Regions from separate parts of the Homo sapiens genome. Here region 2 is linked to region 1. A link is an interaction called in ENCODE POLR2A ChIA-PET data of the cell type or tissue named here. Cell type or tissue: K562. All regions are shown on one strand. Region 1 overlaps SLC9A8 (solute carrier family 9 member A8). Region 2 overlaps B4GALT5 (beta-1,4-galactosyltransferase 5).

Region 1 (4,000 bases):
TATCTCATTGTAGTTTTTATTTGCATTTCCCTAATGATTTATGATGTTGAACATCTTTTCATGTGTTTCTCAGCCATTTGTATATCTTCTTTTCCAAAATATCTATTCAATTTTTTTTATTATTTTTATTTTCATTTTATTTTATATAATATTTTGAGTTGGAGTCTCACTCTGTCCACCAGGCTGGAGTGCAGTGGCATGATCTCAGCTCACTGCAACCTCTGCCTCCTGGGTTCAAGTGATTCTCCTGCCTCAGCCTCCTGAATAGCTAGGATTAGAGGCGCCCGCCATGCCCGGCTAATTTTTGTATTTTTTTAGTAGAGACTGTATTTCACTGTGTTGGCCAGGCTGGTCTCGAACTCCTGACCTCAGGTCATCTGCCCGCTTCAGCCTCCTAACGTGCTGGGATTACAGGCATGAGCCACCACGCCTGGTCGGTTCTGTGTGGCATTTTTATACTATCCTGCCCAGCTGTTAAAAGGAATGAAGCAAATCTATACATAATAATCCCTGACTAGATCTCTAAGACTTAATGTTGAACAAAATAGCAAGTAGTAGGATGATACATTATACTACCATAAATTTTATATAAATAAATACACTCAGGTGTGCCATGCATACACTTACACACACACACACAAACACTCACACCCTGGTACTGTTGAGTTAAATATATGTAAGAGGATAGAGAAGGGCCTGATATAATATTTCCCAAACTTTCCAAGATAGTTGGTTACCTTGGGCTAGGAAGAGAGAGAACGAAGATGGGGGTGGAAGTGGGGTATGATCTAAAGGGGCTTTTGTCTTATTTATGACATTTTACATAGTATCCGCATACTATTTGGCCAATAAAACATGTAAAAGCTCCTTAAAATGTAATTACAACCTGAAAAAATAAGAACATGGGAGCTGTTGGGGAACTGTAGCAGGAGATGGGTTCAAATCCATGCTCCATGCCCTCTGGCAAGGGAATGTGTATTCATTGACTCCTTTTATAGCTCAGCTTTATTTTGTCTTGGGTCCTTCCTCTTTTTCAAAATAGTTTTATTATTTTTTAATACTATATAACAATTCAAATAGCATGGAGGTTTATAAAGTGAAAATGAACTTATCTCCCCTCTTCACCTGAAACTACCCACCCTGAGGTAGTTTTAGTGCACGTCCTTTTCCTGCTCAGCTTCTGTGTTCTGGTATTGTCTCCTGCCCACCCAGTAAGCTGTGCTTCCATCTTCTCGTTGATGGCGAAAGCTCCTTCCTCCATGGGAAAGTGAAGTCTTCGTTTTGAAGCATCCATGGAATGGCCTGCAGGCTTGCTTTGTGTCACCTCCTACCCGAGATTGTGATTGTGTCACCTCCTACCGAGACTGTGAACTCCTACCCTACAATGAGTAGGTCTGGAGTTCTACTTGGGCGTCTTTATTTTATAAAAAGTTCCCATGGTGATTCTGGTGAACCAACAGAGGGTTAAGAGTCGTTTATCTAGGGAGTAACAGAGCAATCATAAATTGTGCCCATGCTGCTTCTTTGAGAATTATTTTTGGTGGCCACTTTATAAGAGTGATGAGCCTGTCAGCTTTATGGAAACATGCCTGAACTTAGATGGTCTGTTTTCTTCCAGGAATTTCACAGAACTTTTACTTTAGGTTATTTTCAGCATTTGTGTTTTTCTAGCTAAATATTCAACATGGAACTGCTATTTGAGTCTGAGAAAGTGATCATGGATTCTTTTTTGAAAATGATGGAAATAAACAGTACACGGCAAACTTAGCTTGTAAACTCTGCATTTCACATTGAAAATGGGTGGATATGGTAAAAATGATAGGCGGTAAATCTTCACCAGGCAGAGTGTCCTTGGGTCTTGCTTTAAAATACTTTTCCTCCCCCACAGCCTGACTTTTGTATTTCATTTTAGTGTGTTTGCCTGAGATGTGAGTGAGAAATTCATGTGATAGATGTCTCACGTCTCCCTAAAATGTACAAAACGAAGCTGTGCCCCAACCACCTTGGGCACATGTCGTCAGGACCTCCTGAGGCTGTGTCATGTCTTAAATTTGAGTAATCTTTCTCATATCTTAAATTTATGTTAAAGTTTACATTTTCTCTTGTAGGTATTCTCATGGGAGCAGTTATAAAAATTATAGAGTTTAAAAAACTGGCGAATTGGAAGGTAGGTTTGCCCTTTGGTTGTTCTTAATTTTAGTAACATTGATCATTATGCTGGCTTTTTTGTAATTACTTGGCTATCAGTGGAGTTATTTATATTATTATGTTATATATCCCATTACTTTTTAATTTTTTTATTAGATACAGGTTGATGCCTTTACATCTGAGTTTTTGCAAAAGCATAAGTCTCATGCTGTTTCAAGTGAACATGGGCGCCAATGTCATTTTTTTTTGTTATTATACTTGCATTTTTGTAATCCTAGACTAACCTACTTTTTTAGGCAGGAAAATTCTCTAATTAGCATTAAACATTAAATACTGTTTATTGCTCCCAATTCCATTTTGACAACTGAGGATAATAAAACATACTTGTCCAGTACTGTGAGACACAGTACTTTATATATTGTAGCTCATGTTATTCTCATGACAGTCATGTGAGGTGGATTGTCTGGGTATTGTAATATCATCACCTCGTTTTTACAGATGAAAAAAGTGACACTCAGGGAGATTGGGATGTATTCAGTGTCACAGAGCTAGAAAGAAAGTGGCCGAGTGGAGTCTTGTGTCCAAACCCTCTGGCCTGAATATGCAGTGTTTTCTCCACCATACCACCCCGTCCTCAGTTTGCTGATATATATACCCTTGTGTTAAAGAGGTTATTAGAATATGAACATCATCCTGGGGTGCAAGTACTCATTGAAACTGGAATTTCAACATAAACTTGAGCATCCATGTTGAGTAGGGCGAGATTAACAAGTATGCTACAAAATTGATTTTGTGGAGGGAAATAAGATTCATTTCAAAATATAAAGAATTATATGGCTAAAATTGATCACATTTAAGCCCTTCCTACTTTGATGAAGCTCCTAGGTGCTAGGATTAATTGACCTGTGAAACTGTAGAGTGTAAAATTAGCAAGACAAACCTTATAGACTAACGTAAAACACAATTTGAAGCTGTTATAAATAGTAGTAATGAAATATTTTATATATTAAATAAATTTTGAAAATGTATATTGAGCTCTGGAGAGTGATAAGACACACTTCTGCTGGGGAGGCCCCACTGGAGCGCATTGCATGTGGGATCTCTGCCTTCCTGCTACTTGGTTACATTTAACCACCCAAGAGTGGGTCATGACTGAAGAGCCTTTTTCTACTCCTAGGCTGGATATAGCCTGATGTGTAGATTTTGCCCACTAACCCATTTTGTTTGATCTGATTTAAAAATCATTTGATCAAGGCTGGGCGTTGGCGGCTCATGCCTGTAATCCCAGCATTTTGAGAGGCCAAGGTGGGTGGATCACCTGAGCTCAGGAGCTCGAGACCAGCCTGGGCAACATGGTGAAACTCCGTCTCTAAAAAAATACAAAAAAAAAAAAAGATCAAAATTTGAATTGACTTTAAAACAATTAAAAATTGTTAGATTTTGGGCGGGTGCGGTGGCTCATGCCTGTAATCCCAGAATTTTGAGAGGCTGAGTCACGTGGATCATCTGAGGTCAGGAGTTTGAGACCAGCCTGGCCAACATGGTGAAACCTCATCTCTTCTAAAAATACGAAAAAGTAGCTGGACGTGGTGGCACGCACCTGTAGTCCCAGCTACTTGGGAGGCTGAGGCAGGAGGATCGCTTGAGCCCAGGAGGATCGCTTGAGGCTGCAGTGAGTTATAATTGCACCACTGCAGTCCAGCCTGGGCAACAGAGCAAGACCCTGTCTCTAAAAAAAAAAAAAAAAAAGTTGGGGCAGGCTTCCTGGAGGAGACTGCATTTGTGGAGAGTCAGAGTGAGAAGTAGGATTCCTGCCTGGAAACCAGATGTGCAGGGAGCAGTGGGAAGTCAG
Region 2 (4,000 bases), 130 kb before region 1:
TGGCTCACGCCTGTAATCCCAGCACTTTGGGAGGCCGAGGTGGGCGGATCACGAGGTCAGGAGATCGAGACCATCCCGGCTAAAACGGTGAAACCCCGTCTCTACTAAAAATACAAAAAATTAGCCGGGCGTAGTGGCGGGCGCCTGTAGTCCCAGCTACTTGGGAGGCTGAGGCAGGAGAATGGCGTGAACCCGGGAGGCGGAGCTTGCAGTGAGCCGAGATCCCGCCACTGCACTCCAGCCTGGGCGACAGAGCAAGACTCTGTCTCAAAAAAAAAACAAAAAAAAACAAAAAAAAACCACAACATTGCTGTCTTACAACCTACTCTTTCCGGTACCCAATACTCCACAATATTTTTCATCTTTATAATTAGGCTACTAACCACCTAAGAGAACTGTTCATAATTGATGACAGTAATGAAGGTGCCTCAGAAACAATGAACAGGTTCGCTTCTGATTGCTGCAAAGTACCTGGGTAGCTCCGTCACCTGCAAAGGCAGAGGAACAATACCCAGGGTCTAATAATTGCTTACTCAAACTAACAAAAGGAGAAAAAAAAAAGAGGAAGTAGAGAAGGGGCAGCACTCTAAATTATTTAATGTGATTCCCATGCTTGGGAAAACACTGAATTCATGCAACCAGCAGGAGCTGGAATGCTCCTCAGTATAAAAGGCACCATATAAAAAGAATTACTGAATCCAAATGCAATATTCATTTTCATTTAACATCCAACTACCTAGAGGATTGAGGTAATGAGTCTGGGGCTCTATTTCACACTTAAAAGCTGAAGTGTGAAGCCAGAGGAAAGGACTGGCTTAGCAGATCAAAATGTAAAAGGATTAGCCCACAGGACAAAAAAAATGGTCCAAAAAAAGGAAAAAATGGTCTTAACATCCCAAAGATATTTCCAAAAATTCTTTCTGATTTTCTTTCCTTTGACCAAGACAGCACAATTTTCCCTCCCTTCCTTAGTGACAATGATTTCAAAGACAGATTTCCATGTAGAGACACGAAGTCTGGAGTTCCCAGGCTAATGTCCGAAAGCAATGGCACTGCACAGTGGGGACCTTGCCATTCACCCCAAAGACTGAAACTATAAAGTCTGAAGATTACACACAAGCATGTCACCATTCTCACCGCAGCAGTCTGGGGAGGAGATGAAGTCAACGGGAAATCAGAACTTTAAAAGACAGTGTCTTTACTTGACAAAATGATTCCTTCTTTACTTCAAAGGTTCAATTCACACATGCTCAGAATCATGAAACTTCAGATCTGAAAGGGACCCTAGAATCTGCACAATAGTCCAGTCTCCTCAGTTCACAGAAAACAGGAAAAAAAATTCATACCTAGTTATTGGTAAAGTCAGACAGGAGCCCAAACCTAATCTCAGTTTAATATGAGCATGAGACCAAGAGGGCACCTCCTATGGTTATAAATAAGAATCATAAGGCCGGGTGCAGTGGCTCACACCTGTAATCCCAGCACTTTGGAAGGCCAAGGAGGACGGATCACCTGAGGTCTGGAGTTAGAGACCAGCCTGGCTAACATGGTGAAACCCCATCTCTACTAAAAATACAAAAAAAAAAAAAAAAATTAGCTGGGCATGGTTGCAGGTGCCTGTAATCCCAGCTACTCAGGAGGGTGAAGCAGATTGAGAATCACTTGAACCCAGGAGGCGGAGGTTGCAGTGAGCCAAGATCGCACCATAGAACTCCAGTCTGGGCAACAAGAGAGCGAAACTCCATCTCAAAAAAAAAAAAAAAATCATAAACATAAGGACCTTTGTGTCAAGCTCTGTGCTAAGCCCTTTTATGTGCATATTCTACTTAATTCTGACAAGTAGCCTGAGAAAGGTAGTATCCTCTATTTGAAAACAAAATGAATCTGCCCACTCCAAGCTGATCTGAACCCAGATCTCTTTTCAACCACATTGTATGTGCTTCAGGAATATCTTAATAATTCTCAACTTTGGGCAAGTTAATGACTCAACTTGACTTATATGATCATCTATAAATTGACAGATGTAGTCAAAAGTTTAGAATTCAAAGATCTCCCATAACTGATAACATGACACTCAAATGCTGGGTACCTGGGTAGCTCCAGGATTTTAAGTGGATCTTAAAATCCCATTAATTTTTCCTCACAATTTTCTACAAAACATAACTCGTGTGCAAAGGCAAGCATACCTTTATTGGCTACTAGAAAGTGAAGAACAACTGCCCTTTTCCCCACAGTGCACATAGGCCTGCCTCTTCTCTTCAGCCCACACCCAACCTGCTTGCTTACGATTATCTGTTTGTCTTAGCCAGTGGTAACCTCCCTTTTTCTCTATTTCTCTGACAGGCCTCAGCAGCATTACATTGCTCACTTCTTACGTGCTAAGGTTTTTCTTTGCCTTATGTGATTAGATGTGCCGAACATACTTCCAAGATCTAAAAAGCAGCAAAATTTAGGGAAGCAAGAAGTCAATTGTATTCTGGCCTTCTGCTGCTTTGGAATTTCTGCTCTCTCAGAGAGCTCTAAAGAGGCATGGCAACACAGAGCCCCTCCTTCCTGGTGATTATTATACAAGGCTCCCACTGGCCTGTTCAGCTGGGGCGGGGGGAGTTGATGCTGGAACAGAATCATCTGCCGGCTAGGTATCCTGGAACAGTAATTAATACTGTTTGAATGGCTGAGACTATCCAAAACCAACCACTTTCTTTCTACTAAAGAAAATTTCAACTCCAAACCCAAGACCTGGCTTCCAATATAGCAAAAACTCCACAAAGAGAACATAAAACATCACCAAAGTCCTGGTCAAAAGTGGTGCTGTTTACTTTTGTAACATCAACCTGTTCTCCAAACACGGCTTCCTCCTAAGAAGAAGGGACAACACTATACTCAAATATGTGCGCAAGAGTGCATGTGGATTTGGAGCAAAAAAAAAAGGTGTCCTTCACGGGATAAGGCTCTTTAATTCTCTGAAGTGAAGTAACCCATATTTCCCCATATGTATTTCATTCTAGAAAGCTCAGAAACTGAGTGTGCTGAGGGATTCAGAGGGCTTTTTCATGTCAAGAAAAAAAAAAGGCTATTTTCAGACTACACTTGAATGGGGAAAATCTGAAATTTTCATGTGGTTATTAGGAAAAGTTGTATTTGATTATATAAAACATGTATCTTCTCTAAAATCGTTGTTTGGAGACAGGGTCTCACTCTGGGTACCCAGACAGAGTGCAGTGGTTCAATCATGGCTCATTGCAGCCTCGACCTCCCAGGCTCAGGTGATCTTCTGACCTCAGCCTCCCGAGTAGCTGGGATTACAGGCAGGCACCACATCCAACTAATTTTTTTGTATTTTTAGTAGAGACGAGGTTTCACTATGTTGCCCAGGATCGTCTTGAACTCCTGGACACAAGGAATCCGCCCATCTTGGCTTCCCAGAGTGCCGGGATTAAAGGCATGAGCCACCTTGCCCAGCCTTTTTTTTTTTTTTTTGTCTAAAATCTTAGGAATGGCCGGGCACGGTGGCTCACACCTCTAATCCCAGCACTTTGGGAGGCTTTGGTGGGCGTATCATCTGAGGTCAGAAGTTTGAGACCAGCCTGCCTGGCCAACATGGTAAAACCCCGTCTCTACTAAAAATACAAAAAAAAAAAAAAAAATAGCTGGGCATGGTGGCAGGCGCCTGTAATCCCAGCTACTTGGGAAGCTGAGGCAGGAGGATCACTTGAACCCAGGAGGCAGAGGTTGCAGTGAGCCAAGATCATACCACTGCACTCCAGCCTGGGTGACAGAGCGAGAGACTTCATCTCAAAAAATAGTAAGATAAAAATAAATTAAAATCTTAGGACCAATGTTTATGTAGAATGTAAATGAATTATCAACATTCTATATATGAAAGCATCTCACTAGCTTTATTGAGGTATGATTTCTTAAAAATTCTCTAAAAGATTGACTAAGATGCAGTTCTAGTTTTTCAAAGGGCTTTGGGATTTTTTGAAAGTATCAGATCATT

What was found. ChIA-PET counts read pairs that join two places held together with the same protein. Peaks named below come from ENCODE experiments on the same cell type or tissue, not always from the same donor. Only the 100,000 strongest peaks of a DNase experiment are listed, where the experiment ranks them.
Region 2: POLR2A ChIA-PET joins it to region 1 with 7 read pairs; 12 of 35 experiments call an interaction of 5 or more read pairs at or near these places.

The regions. Positions count from the first base shown.
Region 1 is chr20:49,837,433-49,841,432 of GRCh38, forward strand. SLC9A8 (solute carrier family 9 member A8) reads left to right here. Exons shown (of 16, transcript NM_015266.3): 4 at 2,109-2,167. Among named protein-coding and RNA genes, the nearest start is that of MIR12122, 24 kb to the right of the region's middle. In K562, no CTCF peak of the experiment used is centred here; no DNase peak of the experiment used is centred here.
Region 2 is chr20:49,704,450-49,708,449 of GRCh38, forward strand. All of the region lies in intron 1 of B4GALT5 (beta-1,4-galactosyltransferase 5), which reads right to left. Among named protein-coding and RNA genes, the nearest start is that of B4GALT5, 7.4 kb to the right of the region's middle. In K562, no CTCF peak of the experiment used is centred here; DNase peaks (open chromatin) are centred at 2,282 and 2,592.